3 separate regions of the Homo sapiens genome follow, and all the other regions are linked to region 1. The links are chromatin contacts, found by Hi-C or POLR2A ChIA-PET in ENCODE. All regions are on one chromosome and are shown on one strand. Each heading gives the region's core, a stretch centred on a gene start or an enhancer-like site at or near the end of the contact. The rest is flanking DNA. Distances are from core to core; before and after follow the strand shown.

Region 1 (2,946 bases), core at 45-2,544:
CATTATTTAACATTCCATGTGAAAAGAATGTGGTTATTTCTTAATTTTTTCTGTTAAAAATTCCCTGTATGATTGAAGATCTAAGATATAAAGATTATGTTTGTTATTTATAACAGTTATCATTTTTTGAACACATTCTGTGTTCTAGGTTCTTTGCTAAGCATTTTAAGTGTACTATTTCATTATTCCTAATGACAAACTTATGAAGTAAGTATAATCATTAGTGTCATTTTACAGGTGTGGAAATTGAGGCTTAGGATTTTGGAATTATAATTTCTGTAATACTGCCCCTCCTACTTTATTGTAAATAAATAATATCTTGGAAATATGATTTTTGAAAGATGAATGAACATTTTGCCATATAGATCCCTTTACAAGAGAAAAGACAAGTACATTGCAAATTCACCCCGATTCATATTTAGCCCTGAGTATTTGTTTTTTTCAGATCACAAACAACTAAAAACTATGAAACTTACTATGTTTGATAATTACATATTTTACATTAGATATATAACTTACTTAAGTTCAAAACTAAGTCTGGAGAAGGTGGATAAATAAGTCAAAATTAACTTCATTTTAAGGGAAGTTTTACAAGCAATGGTAATAAGTCGCTGAGGAGAATGGACCCCGGCATGTTGGAATCCGTGGTTGCAAGCTGACACTTTGAGGGAATGTTCTTAGCAAAACACTCACTTCAACGGAAATTAGGTCAGCCTTCTGGAACATTTATCATGTATACCTGTCACCAGCAAGACCCAGTCCTTAAAGTGAATTGAGATCACAAGCAATGGTCCCTCCTGCTCTGAGCTGCAAAGGACACTCTAAACCAATAGTTCTACAAATATGTGAGCTTGGCAGACGCTCCCATGAAACTAAAGCCAACACCCATATAGTTGCTCTGGGAATTGAATTCCTTAATGCTTTGTTTATAGAATTTTGAAACAGCAAATGGATTTGGTCTGTTCTGAAAAAACAATCTGTCCTGTGGCTTGTTTGGAATAACATCTAGAGTTGCTATAGAAGGATGGAGGCAGATGACCCATGTCTGATTTGGAAGACAGTTTCGCCAGTTTCTTCTCCTTGTCCTTTATTGTTCAGCCAGGTTGGTTTTTGCCCGACTCAAGGTATTTGCATAGAGGAAAGGCCACCTTCTACCGAAGCTAATTTGATATAGAAACTAGAGTAGTTAGCAAAATCCAGAGCTAAAAGAGTTAGCAAAATCCAGAGTAATAGAAGGTAAGATAGAGTGTATGGTAAAACCAAAACAACGTAAATGAGTCATAACCCAGTGCCCTTTCAGTAATCATATGGCATCATTCTGGTGGTTTCAGAGCAGTGTCAGCAAGTATGGAGTCCTGTGTAGGAATCTGAGAGTGCATCTGTGTCAGTGTACATGTACTTCAGCCCAGTGAATATAATTCATTGAGGGTTTTATGCATGGAAATTACCACATTCACCAGGTAGCCTGTATCTACTGGACTAAGTTACCTTGCCTTGGAAAGGAAGTAATTACTAATCTTTCTCTTGTGTTTATGTTTGGCAAACTACACCTAAAGACTTCACTAAAAAATTGGTAAAATATATATGAAGCTGGTTGAAAAAAAGATGAAATTATACATATGTTTGTGTAGTAGCAGGAATCTTCCATTACATCTCAAGAATGAAAGGAAAAAACTATTAAGAATAGATGTTTCATTTCTGTGTTCATTCATCACAGATATACTGAGTACCCACCATATGTCATACATTGTACAAATGGTAGAATCAGAAAGATGAGAGAAGTAAGATCCCCACTTTAACTGAGTCCTTATTCAAGCTGTGTGTCTGTGTGTGTCTGTCTGTTTGCGAGTGACAGATCCTTAAACAAAAAATAATGATAACCTATGTGAAATGCCCCAGTAGAGGTTATTTTAAAACTCAAGGAGAGAACTCTATAACTTAAAGATATTTTGTCTACAAAAAGGAGCGAAGGTTTTATTCGAAGAAAGAGGAGCCTGTTTTATATGAAAATCCTGAAGATTTGAAGGGGCTGAAGAAGTAGAATGGATATGGAAGAAATCCACCAATGATTTCTTCCTGGAAGAATTAAACACACACACACACACACACACACACACACACACACACACACACACCAACTTTCATGATCACACTCTATTAAGCCAGGACCAGGAAACAATTTCTAATCAGCACTCTGATCTGGGCAGAGATTGTGCAGTCTTTTATACCAGGCCTCAGATCTGTGTTCTCTATTCACACATGCTCACTTCCAGCTGTTGTCATTGAAATCTCACATAATCTTCCAAGGTCAAAGGGCAGTCACCCATGGCTGCTGCAGTTAAAAGGTTATGCTGATTTCTGTTGTCAAATATTGGCCCTTTTCTCTTCCAACCACTCCCATTCTACTTCTTTTTTTTTTTTAAACAAGAAAAATCCAGCCTAGAATTGCATTACATGACTTTAAAGTCTTAAAAGTGTTCCTCCATTGTGCTAACACGACATGGCCTGAACAGTCTAATTCATTCTGTTACATTTCACAAAGAATTTTCTGGTACTTCTAAAATACTTTGTGCTAGGCCAGCAAACTTCAAAGTATTGTGACCCACATGATTGTGGCCTGCCATAGTATCTGCAGAAGTGAATAATACAGGTTCCACAATTTAATAAACATGGTGAATTTTGGCATCGATAACTAATTACTGGGTAAATGAGCAAGAATTACACAAAAAATGACTTTTGAAAAGATGAAAGCTCTTTGCATTTTGTGGTTCTAAACATTAGCTAGTTTTATTTTATATTTGGAGACGTATATAATAGTACATTTAATATTTGGAGTCTTAGAAAAGTAATTGTAAGGATTTTTAAAAAATATTATTGCTTCACTCCATCCAGGATTTTCTTTCCATGCTTGGTGAACCAAAATCAGTGTTGAGTATCTTAAAATTA
Region 2 (2,805 bases), core at 145-2,644, 1.5 Mb after region 1:
TGCCACCACGCCCAGTTAATTTTTTATTTTTATTTTTTGTAGAGACAGGGTCTCCCTATGTTGTCCAGGGTTGTCTCGAACTCCTTGGCTCAAGTGGTCCTCCTGTCTTGGCCTCCCAAAGGGCTAGGATTACAAGCTTGAGCCACCGTGCCAGCCAAGAAGAACTTGTATAAACTGTAAAACACGGTCTATAAAAGGGAAATATTAATCAGTTTGACCAGATAAAATTAAAAATATCCACATGATATTTATACAAATATGTATAAATATACATATATAATAAATATATGTACATTATAGTAAATGTATATATGTTTATATACATATGTGTATATAAACACACATATATTTAAAAATACATATGTATATGTACACATGTATATATAAATACATATAGACATATATAGTGTATATAATATATAGTCTACAATTATAATTATATAATTATAATGTATAATTATATATCACTTAATGTAATATATAATATTTAATAATATATAATATACTAATGTAATTTATATAATTATATATTTTATATATAATGTATCTATATATACATATATGTATATATATGTGCATGTGTGAAGATGTATCAGGAAAGATTAGTCTCCAAAATAATAAAGAACCACAAATGAATATGCAATGAATATGAAAAACTTGAACAACCCAAGAAAAATGAGCCAAGATGGTGAAGAGGTGCTGTTTAATTAGAAACTTGAATGGCCAAATACAAGAAAATGCATATCCTGGTAATGAAGGGAATGCAAAATAAAATGAGATACTGTTCTTACTTATCAGATATAATATACACAAATTTGAAGGTTCGATGATATCAAGTGTTAGCAAGGGTATGAAGAAATAGGAACTGAAACACTGTTGGTGGGAGGGTAAATTGGTCTAACCTGTTTGTGAGAAATTTGAGAGTACCTAGAAAAATAGAGAATATGTTTAACTTACGACCCAACATTTCTAAGACGCTTAAGTATTTACAGAGAAGTTCTCCATATGTGTGGAAAACACATGTACAAGAATTTCATTGTAGCTTTAATAAAAAGTTGGAAACAAGTATTCACAAGAAGAGGATTAGATGAATAAAGTTATTCATTCATTCCACAATTATTTATTGAGAGGTTACTATGTGCCAGGCACTGGGGTTACTGCTGAAAGTATGAAATATACAGTCTTTACTCTCAAGAAACTTACAGTCCAACAGATGAGAGACATTAAATAATTAGAAAAATATTCACTTTGGTGAATTTCTAGTTCTTAACACATGTCTAGAGGTTACTGCTCTGCCTTGGTCAAGACTTTCTTTGTTGCCTCAACAGAAATATAATATTCTCTTCACCTCATTTAAGATATTTTAATGCTAACATTTTCTTTTTGTCATTACAGACTTACGGCTTTTCACATTTACTGTATGTTGGTTGATCTCAACCAATTATCTTTTGATGCTCAAATTGTCGTGACATTGGCCAGTGGAAGGTCCTTTGAGATTTGCTTCTGTATCTTTCAACAAAACCACATAAATCTTACGAAACATCTTGTTTTCTTCCAAACCACGTGTTCAGACCCACTTTGTACTTTTCAGTATCAGATAGGAAGCTAGCAATTTCCCATTGAGTCCTTGTTTTTTTTTTTTTTTCTTTAGAAGAAAAAGTGTTAGAGACCATAATCTGAGTGCAAAGGTGCTTTGTGGGGATGATATTGACCCAGGCCATTTCAGTGGACAAGCTAGAACAGATACATGTTTTCAGTGTTTTTCTTATAAAGGCATGAATTCAAATTAATATTTGAAATCTATTTCTAACTGGATCATATTCCTACTTAAATTCTTGATTCTTTAATATCTAATTTTCTATCATAGAGAAATTTTTTAATAGTTACTTTTGTTTTGCTAAGGATTTTAGTGAAATTACTTTAGCTGGAGTCACTCATCTCTCATTTTCTGTGGCATTTATCTGATGGAGAGTTTCGTTCATTTGTTTCAGTTCCCTTTCTATTTGAAGGCATTGACATTCTGATATCTCACAAGTCTAAGTGCTTAGAAGGTAGCGGCTTTCAGCCACAGTGATTTTATATCACTACTACCCTCCAAGTCATCTACAATGAATTTATTCATAAGAATTTAATACAAGATTCTTAAACTTGGTTCTGTCTCTATTATTTAATTTCTAGTAATATTAGAACATGGTTGCAAAAATTAGATTATTTTAACAATGCTGAATCTGTCCTGATTTATCAAGCTTTTAAACTTATCTTCCTACCTTTCTGAGCTACAAACTTATTTCCTTGTATTATGCAGTTTTTCCTTCTCATTATATCGTGCTGTGCACTGTTATGTCGAGGTATATAGTATATAAATCCAAATGGCCCTCCTAGTAGTATCTAGACCGAATACCGAAAGTAAAAAAAATTTCTTACAATTTGTCTGTGAGCTGTCTATAAAGAAAACAATTAAGAATTTATTTTATTTTTAATAAGCCTCATCTTTCCACAGATTGCATGCTATCACCTGGCTAGCATTTTTTCAGGGTTTCTCTTAGATGACCAGGACATGATGGGCCTAAGAGCCATTAATTAAAAATTAGAATTTAGGGTTATCTCTGATATACCCATTGTATCTCAGGGACCAAAATGATTTAACATCTATCGTTGTGGATTTGTCTGTTTCTTCCTGAAGTTCTATCAGTTTTTGCTTCCTTTATAGTAATTCCTACTTAACGTCATAGATAGTTCTTGGAAACTGCAACTTTAAGTGAAACCATGTACAGTGGGTCCTCAACATCCTTTTGTTCAACTTCA
Region 3 (3,259 bases), core at 427-2,926, 1.9 Mb before region 1:
CCACCCAATCCACCAGGAGGGGAGAGAGGCTGGAGATTGAGTTAATAAGCAATCATGCCTGTGTGATGAATCATCCCTAAAAATCCCTGAAAGATGGGGTTTGGAGAGCTCCCGGGTTGGTGAACAAGTGGAGGTGCCTGGAGAGGGCATGAAAGCTCCCCACCCCTTCCCACATACCTTGCCCTATGTACCTCTTTGTCTGGCTGTTCATTTGTATTTGTATTCTTTATAATAAGCCAGTAAATTTAAGTAGAGTGTTTCCCTGAGTTTTGTGAGCCATTATAGCAAATTATCAAACCTGAAAAAAGGGGGTTATGGGAACCTCCAGTATGTAGCTGATCAGTCAGAAGTATGGAAGGCCTAGACTTTTGATTGGCATCTGAAATGGGAGCAGTCTTGGATTGAAGCCTTAACCTGTGTGATCTGCCCTTACTCCAGGTAGTTAGTTTAGAATTGAATTGTGGGACACCTGGTTGGTTTCTGAAGAGTTAGAGTATTGGTTAGTGTGGGAAAATCCCTCACACACGTGATGTAAAAATTGTCATGAGTATGCAGAAAAAAGTTTTTCCCCTTTAGTGGCAGTTTCCAGAGTTTGTAAATATCTCTGCTTCCCAATCTTTTGTGCCTCCTGTCTGTCTGGTACTCCACCTCTGTAGTAATGGCAGCAGCAGCAATTCTAGTAGTAGTCACAGTGGTGTTTCTCTAGTAGAAGCTGTAATAGTAGTAGGAAGAAGAGGTGTAGGAGTAGTATCAGTATCATAATTTCCCATTCCTAGTTTCAGAAGAGATTGAAAGGCTAAGTGACATGCCTGAGGTCACATAGTTAATAAGTAAACGGCAAAGCTATCGTTCTGACTGGGAGCTCTCTTACTTCAGAGCTCACCACTAGACTGTGGGTAGTTTTCAATCCAGTCACACTAAATGCCAGTTATTTCCTTACATGATTACCTCTCCCACAAGATTCAGAACTTCTTGAGGAAAAGGACATATCCAACTGACCTTTGTATCTGTAGAGCCTAGCTCCAAGGCTGGGCGTATCCATCAGTTTTAGACATTGAAATCAGGGTTTCTTAACCTTGGCACCATTGACATTTTGGGCCAGATAATTCTTTGTTGTGGGGCTGTCCCATTGTGCATGACAGGATGTGTGGCACCATCCCTGACTTCTACCCACTAGTTGCCAGTAGCACATATCCCCACCCGCAGCCAGATAAACCAAAAATATCTCCATGCATTGCCAGCTATCTGCTGGGAGACAAAATGTCCCTGATTAAGAACCACTGATTTAAATTAAATGAAGGCCAAGGAGCCTTGAGTAGTGTTCATATCCGAAAAGGGCATTTTCAGAATTGTTCAGGCTGCTGGATCTCTCAAAGATGATGATGTATTTTCCAGGCCTCATGTGTCTGGAGCACAGGTTGCCTGTGGTGGTGGCTGCAATGATCTCAGTGTGCCAGGCCTTCACGGGGAATACCAGAGAGGGTCCCTCTGGAGCAGCTCTTACTGGGTCATGGAGACCATCTGTCTGGCATGGTACCACCTGGCAAAATCTCTTTGCCTTAACCAAAAATATGCTTTTGTAAATTTCCTGGCAAAGCAGGGGCTGCATTCTGTTTCCTGATTTCTCTCTTTTATTTCCAGATGTGTCACTGGTGACACATAGAGCCCAATGAGAACTCTGTTGGAAACTCAAGTTTCTCATTCTTCGCCAGCTCCGTTGTCATGATTTTCCCACCGTCTAAGCCAGTGTAGGTTACGTTACCCACGTGCTGGTTAGTGCTTGGATGTCAGTTTTCCTTTTTAAATTCTAGATCTGTAGCATGCTTTAGGGAGGAAACTTTATGGCTTATTACACAAATGGAGTTAACCCTTCCCTGCTTTGCAGTGTTTTTGTTAGTGACAGAGACATGAATTCAAGATCTGCCATTTATTATTTGTTTCATTTTGGACAACATGCTTAGCTTCTTTGATCCTTGATTTGTTTACCTTCAAAACAGAGTAACCTACCTGTCCTGTCTACCTCCATGGGATTATTATTAAAACACAATAAGATAATCTGCTCAAAAGGCTTAAACTCCCTAGTATGATTTACTATCAGTATACCTTTTGCACCCAAGAAAACTCTACAGTATCATTGTTCATGGGCACCAAATTGTAAGTTCAGTTAAGGCAGACTTTGTGTCTTTTTCTGCCAGTTTCTAGGACCTAGAAGGTATTCAGTAAATATATGGTGAATGACAGTATGAAAAAAATTGGGAAGTCAGATTCTGTGGTTCATTGTACCAGTGGGGGCTGGAGGGAGGTAAGTGAATGGTTTGTGTGGCTTTGTGTCATTTGTATTTGTGACAGACATTCCAAGCAATAGCATTTTCAAGGGTTCACAAGTGAGTGCCTGCAGAGGCAGGACACACTTAACACTCTGGCAGATATGCGACAAGACAGGGTAGGGAGGGGCCCAAGGGAACTAGAGAGGGCATACCCAGCTGTCTTAGTCATTTTGGGCTGCTATTAAAAAATGCCATAGACTGGGTGGCTTATAAACAACGGAAATTATTTCTCACTGTTCTGGAGGCTAGGAAGTCCAAGATCCAGGCCCCAGTTTATTCCATGTCTGGTGAGGACTCACTTCCTGGTTCATAGGTAGCCATCTCCTCTGTGTCCTCAAAAGACGGGAGGAGTAAATGAGCTTTCTGGGATCCATTTTACAAGGGCCCTACTTCTTCATGACCTAATCACCTCCCAAAGCCCCCCCCACCTCCAAATACCATCACCTTGAGGATTAGGTTTCAACACAGGAATTTTGAGGGGGGGATACACACACTGTCTATATTGCCAACCTAAAGACATTCACAGTTACACATTTTGAAGTCTCTGCATCAGCTAAACAAAATATGTCTTTGGGCCAATTTAAGTCTTCAGACAAAAATTTACAACTCCTTATTGACAGAGTACCTAATATAAATACTGGGACAGATGCGGGGCAGATAAAGATGAGGTGCTCAGGATCCGGCAGCAGTGATAGACAGGAAATTAGTGAGACAATGAGAATATCCAAGATACATGGAGAGCTTAGCCCAGCACTGTCCAATGTCCTTTACAAATGACAACTTGTATTTAATCCTCACAACAGCCCAATGTGAGTTAGTGGATATTATGTCCCCTGTTTTATAATGAGGACCCTAAGGCACAAAGAGGTTGATATTTTGCCAGAGGCTTTGAAGCCAGTATCTGGGGAATAATAAAATGCAACGTGTATGTC

The links. Hi-C counts contacts between places; a loop is a spot of excess contacts on that map. ChIA-PET counts read pairs that join two places held with the same protein, here RNA polymerase II (POLR2A). Pooled maps may share reads with other maps.
Region 2: a loop to region 1 is called in a pooled map, with 6 times the contacts of the local background. The contact joins two enhancer-like sites. A Hi-C loop is called at or near these places in 1 of 37 single-sample maps with no recorded cell type and 2 of 50 pooled maps. POLR2A ChIA-PET finds 5 or more read pairs at or near these places in 1 of 52 experiments (Panc1).
Region 3: a loop to region 1 is called in a pooled map, with 16 times the contacts of the local background. The contact joins two enhancer-like sites. A Hi-C loop is called at or near these places in 2 of 37 single-sample maps with no recorded cell type and 5 of 50 pooled maps.

The regions. Positions count from the first base shown.
Region 1 is chr1:61,317,702-61,320,647 of GRCh38, forward strand. The region is part of intron 3 of NFIA (nuclear factor I A); the gene reads left to right. Among named protein-coding and RNA genes, the nearest start is that of NFIA-AS1, 66 kb to the left of the region's middle. Within about 2 kb of position 1,295, at least 13 of the 41 ENCODE cell types and tissues checked have a DNase peak (open chromatin) inside an H3K27ac peak, as active enhancers do.
Region 2 is chr1:62,809,082-62,811,886 of GRCh38, forward strand. The region is part of intron 3 of ATG4C (autophagy related 4C cysteine peptidase); the gene reads left to right. Among named protein-coding and RNA genes, the nearest start is that of ATG4C, 26 kb to the left of the region's middle. Within about 2 kb of position 1,395, at least 2 of the 41 ENCODE cell types and tissues checked have a DNase peak (open chromatin) inside an H3K27ac peak, as active enhancers do.
Region 3 is chr1:59,432,040-59,435,298 of GRCh38, forward strand. All of the region lies in intron 5 of FGGY (FGGY carbohydrate kinase domain containing), which reads left to right. Among named protein-coding and RNA genes, the nearest start is that of FGGY, 140 kb to the left of the region's middle. Within about 2 kb of position 1,677, at least 5 of the 41 ENCODE cell types and tissues checked have a DNase peak (open chromatin) inside an H3K27ac peak, as active enhancers do.